Linked DNA regions of Homo sapiens: regions 2 and 3 are each linked to region 1. Evidence: chromatin loops called from intact Hi-C (ENCODE). Cell type or tissue: mammary epithelial cell. All regions are shown on one strand.

Region 1 (5,000 bases):
TGAAGCGGATTTATTGATTCAGTGTCTTAGCTTGAGGGTCTAATAATGGCACTAATAATTTTCTCAATCGGTTGGCTGAATCATGGAACCAGAGGTGACCTATACGACTTGAGGTTAAAATGTCAGAACGTTCTTGGTATAACATCGAGAAACATACCCAAAGGCTCAGGGAAGTTAGAATGCAAGAGTGAGTTCCTGTAGCAGACCTGCTCACCCACCTGGATGTGCCTTTCCCTCAGCTGAGCCGCAGTGCAGACTTCATACTCAATTGTAAGCCATGGCATTACCAGTCAACGTGAGCCATCATGAACCCGTCATTATCTGATGTACTTTTCCAAGGATTTTATTACATGTTATTGCAACTCAGGGAGATAGGCAAGATTTATTCTATTGCTACTTTTCTGAGTTGAGAAAATTGAAGTTCACTTAACATTATGCATTTTGAATATTGATAAAAATAGTACATGTATCTGTGTAGCTATCAATTTGAATAGGTGAACAATCACGATAATAATGGATCGATAGTAAATTTATTCAGTTATGAACAGTGCATTCAACCACATCTAAGGATAAATATTAAGCAAAAACAATTCAAGTCACAAACTTAAAATACTCTAAGTAAGGTCATGCCAAACTACTTTAAGAATATATCTGTGGTAAAAATACATTCTAGGCTACATTACATAGAGTGAGATTTGTGGGAAATAACTTGCCCTTTTCTTCTATTAAAGGGCAGAGTTTTTTGGAAAAAAAAAAAGATAGTTCAATTTCCTCTCTCCAAGCTGTCTTTTTAAAATAACATAACATAACACATAGTTTGACACAACTCCACATGACTCAGAAGCCCTTCTTAAAATAAGACCAGACCACATTCATGGAGGCTGAGTCACCTCTAACCTTCCAAACTTGGTGAGGATTACTAACCAGAACATATTTTTATTCCTAAGATAGTATGAGAAAGTTCTGATCTTGACAGTTCACGTAACATTCAATCAATTATACCATTGCTCTATCTCTAAAGTTTTCTTTTTCTCCTTTTCTCAGTGTCTTACCAAGAATGAAAGGCAACCTATGTAAAAACTATGGGCTTTCTAGTATAAATAAAAACTACTCATCTCCAGAAAATAAACAATGACTGCTAAGATGATTGAAAAAAGAAAGGAGAAGAAAGTAGCTTGTAAAAGCGTGTGAAATGCATTCACGTTGGAATCTCCTACAGGCACTTCAGGTAAGAATTCTACCTTATCCTCTGTGTTTTACTCCAGAAAAGCATTTCCTTTTCCAGATCCAGGAAAAAAAAAAACTTTTTAAACAAAATTCAGCATTTTTTAATTAAAAATTGACACTAATGCGTATATCCTAGACTGCACTGCATTGCATATTATGCTGTTGTGTGTGATAAGTTTACGTTTTCACGATTCTGTCTGAAAGCTTAAAGATGTATGTTTTACAAAAATAGCTCTAGTACAATAGGACAATAAAACGTGAACTCTTGAAGATCTGAATTGGAATTATTTTCTGACAGACTATATTTTCAATTTCTTTATTTGATAAATGAAGATGGATAACATTGACCTCATGTGTAACTACAACGAATTCAAGGGTGTGGACATGTTTTTCAGGTCTTCAGACTGTAAACATTTTAAGTGTGATTGCTGTGAATGAAGGAAACCCAGAGCCATCATGACAAGCCTAAACTCAAAGGGGACTGATTTCTTCTACACTGAATGTTTCATTAGTGACAGGGCCCAGATAATAAAGAATTGTGCTCACTTCCTGTGAGTGATGGCTTTCCCTCAATTGTATGCTGAGTAACATTTACAGTATTCATTTTTAAGCACCCATCTTCCTGGGAGCCCTATTTCCCCTAAGCTTTCAATTGATCCTCCTAAGAGCAGAGATCACTTAGGCACTGAGCTATGCAGCTGCTGCCTGAGTCTCCTGGACGCCTGCCCTCACCTCCAGCCACATGAAAAACATTCAAGCTTTAACTTCAGAAATGTTCTCTAACCCACTCCCAGACACCCAACTGATTAAATCATAGATTAGAGGAAAAAATTCTTGCCTGAAATTGTCATCTTGCACGTATGCTGATGTCCAGAAGGACACATCCTGGTGGGAAGTGACTGCATGTTTTGTTCATATTACAAGTCCTGTTGACAAAAGAGAATAATACAGGTGTCCTCCTGAAACTGTCACCACAGTGACCTTCCTCAGTCAAAAAGAAATATAAATATTATTGTGTTTCTCGTGTCTGAGGCACCTCTGAAAGCATTTATCTTTTCAGAGAGTTCAGCACTTCATCTCACGGGTTAATTAAACCAACCTGTAGTGGCAAAGTTTAGTGGTAGTGAAAATAAACATAATCCTCTTTCTGTTGCCCAACCTTTCAGTTTCATTTTGTAATTTTTCAATACAGGGGCACAATAAGTGATAATCCTGGATTCCAAATGATTTCCACTTCTTTCTCTGCCACCTTCCCTGCCCCAACACCTGCCATCCCTCATTTACACAATTCAAGTAATCAAGGGGCAGTTTGGCTCCCTTTTTCTGGAGGCAAACTTTTGCAGAGTTTTAACTTACTCAGTGGGAAGAAAAGCCCCCAAAACACTGAAGCATACCAAGCAAATAAATAAATAAATGCACAAAGGCTCCCTGCGGTTGTCTGACGAGGATACTGGAGCAAGCAGCCTGAAGAACAAACGTCTGACTGTTGAAACAGCGAGACAGGAATAAACCCATGGGGCCACATCTGGGAGTGTGAGTGTGTGAATGGAACTAAGCTGGTCTCCCACACAACAGGAATTCCACCAAAAGTATGCGCTCTGTATGGGAGGACAGAAAAAAAATGTGTTTAAAATATCACTAAGGAAACCCAGATACATTATCTCTGCCAGACTACAGAAGACAGTACAGTTAGTGCTTGTCTCAAAATGACAGAAACAGAGAACATGCTTTGATGATGTCGAAGATGCAGGAAAATAGAAAAATAAAAACGGTGGAAAGATTTTTTTTTAATGCCCTAAAATGAGCAAGACGCCTCCCTTTTCATAGCACCAGGAGACATTTCCATTGCTTTTTTTTCATGCTTGTGGCTTTTTGAGGGCAAAGAGTAAGTGAAATCCAATAATTTGGTCTTTCTGCTCCAAAGTTTTGGCTGCCATAAACTTATTGTTCGAATATCAGAATGGTTGTTCCTGCTTTGACGCCTGTGAAACAATTTGTTTCAATATCATAGCACAGTTTTAAAAGTATGTTTTGACTCCAGAAATATGTTTGACCTCAGAATTTTGAAAGCGTGTTTTGACCTTTAAACTCTTACTTCAAGAAGACATATGTGTGCATGTGTGTGTTTGTAGGGTGTGTGTGTGTGTCTTGTAGAATCTCACATTTTATTCAGTAGCTTAGCTCCATTTCAATGCCAGTTAAATTTTAGCATTATAATAATACAATGAATTACTCTCTAAAAATAGGTTGAAATGTATTTCTATTTGTGAAGTTTAGGCAAATGACACCATCTGCAATATCCTTTAACAGATTAGCTATTGTAAAGGCATCATCTTTAGGAATAATACTTTTCTGCATCATAATAATTTCCTGTTATTCCTAAGGCAAGTGCTGGATGATTGTTGTTTCAGTGTGGATCAGCCTGACTTCAATCCATCTGTGCTTCCCAGGGCCGACTCCTGAATTCCTCCTCCATGCCATCATACCTTATTGGCTCTCCTGCTGTTACGTTCAGTCATAATGTTAAAAACTCAGACTATTAAAATGTAAAGATATGAATTCTTTTTGAAATTGTCAACATGGAAGAGTCTATCTACAGTCTGCTTTTAATTTAGCCGCAAAATGACTTAGCTGATGCAACAATTTCACATGCTGAGGAAGAGTTTTCGATTGCCGAATTAGTGTGATAAAGTGATGGTGAGGTTTTCTGTTGACTCTGGAAGCAACAACAAAAATGGTGGTGCTCTTCTCCATACCCATGTTCATAGATATATCGTTACAGATGACACTCAAACTTTGATTTTTTTTCTTTTTTGGCTGACTGCTTGAAACACATGTAGCCCCAGGAAACAAGTAGAGCCACCCCAGGGAACTAAAAAACAAGTGAGTAACCGAAGACTCTAAACCATGTGCAGTAGAAATCCTTGACTCTTGTTACAGAGATGCCTGGAGGTTAATCCACATGACAGGGATGAATTATCTATTGATGGGATATTTTTAAAATATCACCCAAAAGTTTGTAAGCATATACATAAAATTAATTCAAATAATTTAATGTGAAAGCTGAAGAATGAATCAGTAAATTTTAAGAAAAAAGTAAACCCAGATAATAAGACAAATTGTAGATAAGAACAATCACAAATTGTTGATTCTAACATGCAGTTTTCTACTGCTTAAAACCCTTTGAAGTCTTAACCAAATACACTGTCACCATTTTTATAAACTCATTTATTGTGAACCATTTATTAATTGATACACAAGCACACACTTTTTAGAGGTAGATATTGCAATAAATAATTCTGACACTTTAGTTAACAGTTTAATCAACTAAAAGATAAATTCCCGACAAATGTGTTAAATGACAAATTTTATTTTTCATCATAACCCACGTTTGAGTCTACAGGTGGTAGTTACAATATCTAAAGAGAAATTTATATCATATGTCACTGGATAAAACAAGAGGCATGGTCTGACTTTGGGAAAGGCTGAATATATAGCACAGACAGGCACTTTTTAATGGGCTTTTGCAGGCCTCAATAATCATTTTCCAAATACATTTGCAATAAGTTTCAAATAACACACTTCAAATTAAAGATCATGTAGATTCAAATGTTTTACTACCAATATTTATCCATTTACATACCATAAAATTGCAAAATTGAACATTCGTACAAAAGCATTTTAAAATGCCCCTGACTAAAATAATATTTTCTGCAAAAATACAAGTCATAGACTCTTAAGGACCCTGACAATTTTTTTTCTGCATTAGAACA
Region 2 (5,000 bases), 390 kb after region 1:
TTTTCTCATCTGTTAAAGAATAGACTCTCTTTATCAGAAGGTTGCTACGAGAACTCAAGGCAATGATGCTAGAAGTTGTGTAGCACACTGCTCAGCAGGTCATAAATGGCAGTTGTAGTTATCAGCCTCTCCGACTTTAAATGTAGGTGGCTCTGGAGAAAAAGAAGCCTCAGCATCAGCACCACACAGATCATCTGAGTCCTAGAGCCCAACCAGCCTTGGAGGCCACATGGTACGAAACAGCAGCCAGACACCAAGGTACTTGGTACCAAGACAATACTCCTGATCTCCATCATGAACCAATCTATGCCTTATGGGTGAGCTCCCATGAACCCGAGGAGGAACCACGGATGTGAGCTGGCTCGTGCACCTTGTCCATTCCCTGCCTGAGAGGCCTCTTCTGAGTGCCCAGGTGAGGCTGCACAAGCCTCTGGGGTACTTCCTTCACATTCCTTTCCCTTTTCAATATCTACAGGCATTTATGCTCCAGGCATCTGTAATCCCAATGCTTTGGGTGGCTGAGGCAGGAGGATCACTTGAGGCTAGGAGTTTGAGACCACCCTGGGCAACATAGTGAGAACTTGTCTCTACTAAAAAAAAAAAAAAAAAATGTAGCTGGGAGTGGTGGTGTGCACCTTTAGTCCCAGCTATCTGGGAGGCTGAGACAAGAGAATCGCTTGAGCCTGGGAGGTCAATGCTGCAGTAAGCCGTGATTCCACCACTGCACTCCAACCTAGGTGACAGAGTGAGATCCTATCTATGTCAAAACAAAGCCAAAAAGCCTTTATACATCTCTTGGTTTTCAAATGAACGCTTATATAAAAGCCTGCTGTATAAAGCAGATCTAAGTAGACCTGCCCAGTTTATGCACAGATCAGTGAGGGACAGAGCGGGGAACCGGGTGGCTGGGAGGAAAACATGGGCACGTGCACCTTCAGTCCTAGCTGCTGTCCGGGCTGGTGAAGGATAAGGCGAGGCTGAGACTCTCAGACTCCGAATACAAACAGTATCATCCGGTTTCTGATTTGTTAGGGTGAAAAGGGAGAAATACAATGTGACCAGTCTATTCTGGGCCCACAATGTATTAGCAATTACCTCCCAACCACCACCCTGCAACATAGTATTCAGATTAAATTTCCCTGGGAGAACAGACTGCAAGGCATGGAAAGCACCTTTTACAAAATTAGGGACCTGTGGATTTCCAGAAGCTAAAAATGATAACGGGCTTTTATTAGGAACCCAACAGGGGGCCATAACCACTCCTAAAAAACCTTATTAGATGCAGCCCACACAGGCATTCTGCAAGGAGATCTCCGTCCCCAGGGCATATTCCTTTCCCAGGAGTGGAGTGGACGGTGCTAGGACCCAACAGCACACATGTGCAAAGTGTTTGGCCAGTGTTCTGGAACGCAGCCTGTGGCTCTTCAATAAAACTTTCCTCAGAGCAAACAAGCAGGCTCTAGAGGTAATCACACATAGTCTCTTATTCCCATTAGCAACCCCAAACAAGCAAGTGGCCTTACCCAAATAGTAGAGAAGCCTAGGTTATTTTTAAATCTGCTCAGTTGAGTGTGTTTCAGAATTTGTGATTTCCTAACAACAAAAAGCTTGGTACCACTGTTGAAATGACAGGAGAATTCCGAAGCAGGCGGAGCAAGGAGAGAGAGAGGCAACCTAGGGCAAGGCTCGCATTACAGATGAAGGCAAAGAAGGAAGCCCTATGTAGAGGAGACTCTTTCTGTCTTTGGAAAGTCTGATGAAAATCGGGTCTAGAAAACCAGCTATGACTTTGGAGATGAACAGAGGAATGCATTAGGCGGCTTTTCTCTCAACGTATTTGGCTTCCTGTATATTTAAAAATAAATGTCTTCCAAACTAGCTTCGAGGACTGCATCCACGAAAGCAGCCTGGCTGCAAAGCCCAGGAGGTCGCAGCAAGTCAGGGAGGTGGAGGCCTCTTGGTTTTCCATCATATTTCTCTGGAGGCTTCAGGTGCTCCAGGAGGGCACCGCCTGCTGAGTCGGTTCAAGTCAACACGACACAGCTGGAAACCCCACAGCCTGGGCAGTTGAGCCGCCGCTGTGTGGTGGGAACACTGCACCCCCTCTGAGCTCCCGCCACCCAGCCTTCCCAAGCCACGCTGCCACCCTCCTGCAGACCTGGGTGAAGAGGGGCAAGAGGCTGTCCTACAGAGATGCTGAGGGTGACAGCTGCAGAATCACCAAACCTTGCTTGGCTGAAAACAAACGTGAATTCCACATTTTAATAAAACAGAAATTTTAATCTTCTGGACACCTGATGATACAAGTCAACCTATTTCTTCTGAATCGCATCTGAAACCAGGAGTTATCACATATTTCAAGATAAAACCGGACCGGGCTTTAAATGTATGATATTATTTCATAATAAAATTTACTTTTTAATATACCTAATAACTGAAAACCTAATGCTACAGTCCGCCATGCTTTAAAGAGACTCACGTAATGACCTGAAGGAAAATTTCCCTCTGAGATAGTCATTTCTTGGACAACTCCTTTCATCTGTAAAGGAGGAAATGAGTCAGCTTTACTAAGCGTTATCTCATGATTGGTGTTTTGTTATTCAGTAGGCAGAGAACACATTTTGTTACCTATAAAGCCTGTTATTACCAAGGGTACAGGTCACTACTGAAACCTCCTCTTCAAACAACTACAGGTACTGTTGTCAAAGATCTTAACAGACTCTGATTGGAAAAGCGCCTGGCTGGTCACAGGACTGCATGACTCACCGCTCTGTTCAGCATTAGCTAAACACAAAGCTGAAAGAACAGAATCAGCTTCATGATGTCATTTCTTCTCTATGTGTCTTTAACATCGCTGAGATATGTTAGAGGTTGTTGAGTAATACACGAAGCTTTCAAATAAGAAGAATGTGTCTGAGATACTTAGAGTAAGAACACATTTCAGGGTTATGTTTGAATATAAACATAATACATGCTCCAGGAATTCAGGGTTTGTGTTATTTGTTGATACAAAGTGTTCCGCAAGGTTTTAGAGCATATACACTAATCACCTAGGTTGGTTAAAGTTTAACTCAACTGAAATATTTTGGACTTAAAGAACCACTTAAGATATCAAGTTCTCAGAACTGATTGAAAAGAAAGAGCTCTCATCTACAGTTACCTGAAACATACCAAAAATTTCCCTGCAAAGATCATAAATGTTTCAGAATCAAGGAGAAATATGAATACTGTTTCCATATAGGTGGTGGGATACATTAGTACCTTTCTCTCTTCTTTCTATTCTTTACATATATTTAAGGAGCAGCCATTGCTTTTCTAGTTTAAAAAAAAAGTAGAAAAAAAAGTTTTTCGTTTTTCTCAGTTAGCTCTCTATGGTGAAAAACTCAAAAGCCAAAATGATGGACTCAGTAAGTTGACAGCCACCTTAAATCTGTGTTGACACCTTTCTTTGTAATGTCAGCAAAACTGTGTGACTGAAGATGAGATCACTGTTTACCTAGCTCTGCTATTGGTCTGAAACGAGCAAGTGTGAAAGAAATTCCCATATTTATCTGTTGGTGTAACCCTTGCAGCAATCTCTCCTAAGAAGTTGAATCACTCATTTTGGTAAGACCCAGCCAAAGATGAAGAAAGTATATTTAATCCAGCTGATGAGACGACTTACTTGGGCCAGATTTAGTTGGAAAGTTGCATGCTGGGGCAGGGTAGGGAGTGTTTCATTTGGGAAACGTTTGGTATCATGTGAAAAAGTTATGTTTCTTTCAAATTGAGCAAATCACTATTTAACTTCCTTTTTCCAGCCTTGCCTGTTTGCTTCTGGGAGGCCTTAAGAAAATATAGAAGATGTGTCAGACTCAAAAGAGGAAGTTAAGAGTCTGAAATGAGATGCCACATTCCCCTTCCTTACTCCTAAGTAATATAGCTTGTTTGTTAAGAAACTTGCTTCTATACACATTGTCCAACTTGTTCTGTGAAAGTTGTAGCGTTCAAATAATGGGTAATTTGTCACTAAGTTGTACTTTCATGGAAATATCACTTGAGCAATAACTTTCTAATCTTTTTTTTTTGGAGACAGGATCTCACTCTGTCACCCGGACTGGAGTACAGCGGCACCATCTTGGCTTACTGCAGCCGTGACCTTCTGGGCTCTGGCAATACTCCCACCTCAGCCTCCCTAGGAGCTGGGGCTACAGGCACATGCCACCACGCCCAGCTAATTTTTGTAGAGATGGGGTCTCACCAACTTTCCAGGGCTGATCTGGAACTTCTGAGCTCAAGTGATCCACCCACCCTGGCCTCCCAAAGTGCTGGTATTACAGGCATCAGCCACCACGCCCCGCCAAGCAAGAACTTTTGCCCTCTCAGTCCTCCACGATCAGACGGAGTTCTGAGTCACTTTTATGCCCCCTTCACACAACTTCACGCCGACTGTTTTTCCTCGAGATACAGCCTCTGCTCCGTGCCCTGACTCAATGCCAGCTCCTAACTTGCAGTTGTGTTCCTTGCTGTGACATCCTATATGCTGAATGTCCATGGAGAAGTGTGGCTCACTTTAACCCGACTAATTTCTAAAAAATAAGTCATCACAACCAAAGATGGGCATCATGTTAAAAGACAGCTTTCAACACAATCCATGTAGCCCTGAGGGTAATACAAGGTACACCAGGTACCAGGTATACCAGGTGTTTCCCATGTGTGCTTCCAGACAGATTCCAACAGTCAGTCATGACCAGACAAATATGTTTCCGATAAGGACATAGGCTTGAGATCACTCTGAAAAGCAAGGAAAGTTGTACCACAGCATGTTTATATCAACTGATCTTGGACTTGGGACAGTTTAAAAGAGATGAAAACAACAGAGTAACTTCATTTTTTCTTGCAACTCATTCAAAATGTATGAATTTTGCAACTTTTTTTTTTTTTTTTTTTTGAGACGGAGTCTCACTCTGTCGCCCAGGTTGGAGTGCAGCGGTCTTATCTCGGCTCACTGCAAGCTCCGC
Region 3 (5,000 bases), 430 kb after region 1:
TGGGATCTAGGGTTATGCTGTTACCTTCATCTGCAATTTCCCTTAGAAGAGGAGTCAGTGTACCTTCATTTGTATTAATAGAATTTATCAAGATACTTTGCACATTGTAAATACTTATGTATTTACTACTTAAAAAAAATCAGTTATCTGCGTTTTGAAGTTGCTTCAGAATTGTTCATGTCCTTTCTTGGTATCCCTGACTTTCTACAACTTGTACTTACTCAGAAATGCTTGGTACATATTTGCTGATATATCAGTGTGGTTGACTTTTTCTTTCCTCTCCAGCTGGGAACAAATTGATAGGTGTATATAGGTTGAGTATTGCTTATCCAAAATGCTTGGCACCCAAGTGTTTCAGATTTCAGATTTTTTTGGATTTGGGAATATTTACATCATAAACGTACCATTTGAGCATTCCAAATCTGAAAATCCAAAGCCCGAAATGCTCCAATGAGCATTTCTTTTGAGCATCATGTCGGCACTCAAAGTGTTTCAGATTTTGGAGCATTTTTTATTTCATAGTTTTGGATTTGAGATGCCTAACCTGTACTATCTTCTAATTATTATCATAAACAGGTGAATGAAGCTCTCAAAAGTCTGCCATACATATTGACTAAGAAGGCCCAAGCCAATGGCCTTTGTGACCGGAATTTCAGCACGGTTTATTTCTACATTAAGGAGAAGAACTTGAATTACCAGTAATTTTTTTTTAAGTCCTGCCTCCTTCCAGAATTTGAAGAATACAACGAGAGTTTCTTTCTTTCTTTCTTCTTTCTTTTTTTTTTTTTTTTTTACAAAGAAGTGTGTGGTCTGTAAGCTGCACTCTTTTAACAAGGGCTGAGCCCCAAGGAGCCCTTGGATGCATCCCACGTGATTTAGAGGAGGAAATTGGTCGCGGTCTTTGGAGCAGCCATGCCCGTGAGGCCCGGAGATGGGGCAGGATCACCTTCAGAGGGAGCAGCTCCCTGGCGGGCATGACCACCACAACTAGGGGAAATGTCAGCAGAGAAGATAAGTTGAGGACTCAGTGCAGAACAGCTTAGGGAGCCAAGAAAGCTGTCAGTGGATGGTGGAGGGAGGGTTGTGGTCTTTGGGGGGCTGGTTAAAGACTTAAATCCCCGAGATTTCCACGGGAACTGTGGCCGAGGCATTCCCTCCAGTGCCCACACTGCACTTGGAAGCTTCTCCCCACTAGGCAAGCGGAAGTTGTCCTGAGTGAGAGGGTGATGAGCTGAGTTAGGAAACTGATTCCTAAATACTCAGAGTCCCCTCCTCTGTTCTACATAGGCATCTCTGAATAGATGATTTTTGACATTTGACAAAATTGATGGCAGAGAGACAGGAGCTGAGTGATTGGTGCAGCGTTTCTCTGCACCCAAAACGTCATAGTACATGTGTCCTGAAATGTGTGGGCATCTCATCCACAGGGAAACGTTCGAAGTCACAGCTGCACCTATGCCTTTTATAGAATGACTTTCTACCCCAGCCCCTGCAGGTTAGCAAGCCTTCTGGAAACTAACTCTGACACCGCACCATTTTAGAGAATGTTTTTCACCTCTTAATAATAATCATAGTAACTCTCTCATGGGGCCCTTCCCCACACAGTTCTGCATGCTGAGTTCACTGAAATGGTCTGGCCCTGTCACTGCAGGTCATGGTATTTTCCTGCTAGGAGTTTCGGTTTCTGTTACAGACTGTGTGTGCCTGAGGTTTGCTTCTCTTGGCTGCTCTTCCACAGTGGAATGTTCTTTTTGAAATCGATGACTTTCAAGGTGATCATTACGTGCCAGAGACCCCTGTGAGCTCCTTCAGAACACCAAATTTGGACTCTCCCCAGCTCCCGAGCTGGCTGTCAAGGGTGTGAGCTGACAGTTGAGATGATTAAGCCAACTGACATCATGCCAGGAAATGCCACAATTTAGAAATTCATGTCAATGCCCACTCCTCATTCTATGAGGAAGGCCATGTGCAGTTTGCCAGAAATACTATTGAGAGGCACTAAATAACTAGCACTGATGAGTCTCTATTAAAATAAGATAACTTACTATACATTTCTTAACATATTTATGTTTACACAGGAAAAGCAAAACCATTTGACATTAGTTAAGACTTTAATTTTACTCTTTGAGCAAAGCAAGCTATATAACTAAGCTAAAAGGAAGGCAAAGACAATTTGCAAATATAAAATTGCTTTAAGGAGTCAACGTAGAGAATGATGCTATTAAGATTATCATCAGAATTCAATTACAATTTCACTCATTTTTAGTTATGAAGAAGGAACACATCCAGAAGTGCTGTGCTCGCCAACTGTTTAATATTAATTAGTGAAAACGGTGTTTCCTGATTTAGCCATGAAAGTTAGTAAAGCATTTCATTTCAAATAAATTTTTATTGAAAGCAAATTTTAAAACTACCTGGGGTTGTGTTCAGCAAGGCTTGGGAATTTGAACTTTTTCACATGTGAAAGTTTAAACCTTTTTCTTTTCCCTGTTGTGTGCAAAAATCTCCTTTTGTTTGTCCTCCTGTGGAAATCGTTACTTTCACCCATATATGGCTCCAAAAATATAAACCATCTTAGAGAGGCTGTTGAAATTATTCACTCTTGGCCTAGAGCTAATTGTGGCTTTTCACTCCTAACAGTATCTTATGAGAAAGTTGTAAGTGAAATTAGGGTCAAAATGCACATATGAAAGCCGTGTAGCATTCTCAGAAAAACCACACATGGGCTGTTTTTTCTGTTGTTTTTTTTTTTTTTTTTTTTTGAATATCTGTTTATCAAAAAGCTGCCCATGGTGATTCAGAGCCACATTTTTCCTCTGTGTGTATATACTGGAGAACTTTGACCACGCTTGCTGATTTCAAAGCAAGGCAATATCTTTTCAATGACATCAGCTTCCACTCCCTGTACCGGGAACTCACCGTTCTCTGAACTGAAAGTTGGGAGCTGGTGCCAAAGGTTGTCTCACCTGTGACTGCATTTCCTGTAAGCCCAGTTCACCCTGGCGTGGGCCTGGCCGATTCAGATAATGACACACACCTCTCCAGTTCTCACAAGCAACAGCCCCAAGACTAACTCTTCAGTCATCTCCAGACTATGACCCAGGCCATGGAGAGCAGCCACACCTGGAGAGGAGCCTGCCCTTGCTCTCCTGGGCTGTGCTGTCACTGGCAGTGAGAGTAGAACTGTCTTCCCTTCAGAATCACTGAATGATCAATAAAAAACTCTCAGCAGGGCGCAGTGGCTCACGCCTGTAATCCCAGCACTTTGGGAGGCCGAGGCGGGTGGATCACAAGGTCAGGAGATTGAGACCATCCTGGCTAACACGGTGAAACCCCGTCGCTACTAAAAATACAAAAAATTAGCCGAGTGTGGTGGCAGATTCCTGTAGTCCCAGCTACTCAGGAGGCTGAGGCAGGAGAATGGCGTGAACCCGGCAGGCGGAGCTTGCAGTGATCCCAGATCGCGCCACTGCACTCCAGCCTGGGCGACAGAGGGAGACTCCGTCTCAAAAAAAAAAAAACAACACTCTGACCCTTGTGGGCAGGAAGTGAGCCTTATAGGTTAACACGTGTGTGTGCCACAGCCAGAAGCCCCCGTGCCGACCCCTCTTCATGACATGGTTGGGGCTGCAGCTCCTAGGGACACAAACACATGAGATTCGGGGCCACAGGAGACCCCTACAGTGAAATGACAAAATGCCTCCCTGTGCAGCTCAGGCAGTGGACACCGTGTGATAAGAAATGGAAATAAAACCACCGTGTTTTTTTCTGTCCTGTAGCAGGAGGGTAGGTGCCTGCAAGCTTGTGCATTTCAGAAAGGGTGAATGACAGTGGATTCAAATTATCTCAAGGTGTTAATCCCCCATTTACATTGTGCTTCTACTGTATTGACAGACTCCTCTAGTAAGTATAAGGAAAAATTATCTCCTGGGATTCAAAGGACCAGCCTGCTCAGAAAACGGAGGAGATAAAGAATTACACACAGACACAGACAGATACACATACAAACACACACAGACCATACACACATACACACATGTAGATATGCAGGCAGACACACAGAGAGACTCACAGACACACATGCGTACACATAGACACACAGACACACATACAAACACACACAGACCATACACACATGCATACATGCACATATGCAGCAGACACACAGAGAGACCCACAGAAACACATGAATACACATAGACACAAAGACACACATACAAACACACACAGACCATACACACATACACACATGCAGATATGCAGGCAGACACACAGAGAGACGCCTACAGAGAGACTCACAGACACACATGTGTATACACAGACACACAGACATATACAAACGCACACAGAGCATACACACACACACGCAGATATGCAGGCAGACACACAAAGAGACTCACAGACATACATGTATACATACAGACACACATATACACATACATGCACACAGAGACACACAGAGACACACACGGACATACACATATATACACATGTACATACACAGATATACATACACACGTATACACATGCAGATATATAGGCAGACACATGGAGAGACACACACAGACACACATACATACACAGACATACACGCATGTACACACAGACACTGGGATATATAAGTACATATAGACACTGTAGAATGATCTTAACCATTCCTCTCTTCCTCCAGTAACTCACATTTCTAGGTGACTCTGATTTTCTTTAGCTTTAAACGAAAAAGCAAAATGCTTTCTATAATACCTCTTTGTTTGAAAGTATATTTTTAAAAAGATTCTGAATGGAAGATATTTTTTTCAAGTCCTCTCATCTTTTACTTTTCCGCTGGTGATATCCTCACTGAGTCCATTTGGACAAAGACCGTGGAGAAGCCATTGGGCGTGACACCCGGCGTGGAGCCTGCCCTTTCAGAGCAGGTCAGAGCCAAAATAGACAGCAAAGGAGAACTAAATCCAGGTTGAACAATGCTGGCCCAAAAATAGCAACAGCGTTTATGAGCA

What was found. Hi-C counts contacts between places; a loop is a spot of excess contacts. Peaks named below come from ENCODE experiments on the same cell type or tissue, not always from the same donor. Only the 100,000 strongest peaks of a DNase experiment are listed, where the experiment ranks them.
Region 2: a loop joins it to region 1, with 4 times the contacts of the local background. A loop is called at or near these places in 6 of 110 quality-filtered maps.
Region 3: a loop joins it to region 1, with 5 times the contacts of the local background. A loop is called at or near these places in 8 of 110 quality-filtered maps.

The regions. Positions count from the first base shown.
Region 1 is chr10:4,239,732-4,244,731 of GRCh38, reverse strand. It overlaps LINC00702 (long intergenic non-protein coding RNA 702), which reads left to right and starts at 820. Exons shown (of 3, transcript NR_108040.1): 1 at 820-909; 2 at 1,045-1,228. In mammary epithelial cell, no CTCF peak of the experiment used is centred here; DNase peaks (open chromatin) are centred at 881, 1,951 and 2,751; H3K4me3 peaks cover 1,831 bases; H3K27ac peaks cover 4,111 bases.
Region 2 is chr10:3,850,256-3,855,255 of GRCh38, reverse strand. No RefSeq gene overlaps it. Among named protein-coding and RNA genes, the nearest start is that of LINC02639, 19 kb to the right of the region's middle. RefSeq lists enhancers at 1,825-3,024, 3,733-4,089. In mammary epithelial cell, no CTCF peak of the experiment used is centred here; DNase peaks (open chromatin) are centred at 2,705 and 3,545; H3K27ac peaks cover 3,104 bases.
Region 3 is chr10:3,808,260-3,813,259 of GRCh38, reverse strand. It overlaps LOC105376364 (a long non-coding RNA gene), which reads right to left. Exons shown (of 2, transcript XR_930580.3): 2 at 4,743-5,000. Among named protein-coding and RNA genes, the nearest start is that of LINC02639, 23 kb to the left of the region's middle. RefSeq lists enhancers at 1,216-1,375, 1,676-1,925, 2,213-3,412, 3,540-3,865, 1,589-3,865 and a cis regulatory region at 2,800-3,145. In mammary epithelial cell, no CTCF peak of the experiment used is centred here; DNase peaks (open chromatin) are centred at 1,769 and 2,949; H3K27ac peaks cover 4,836 bases.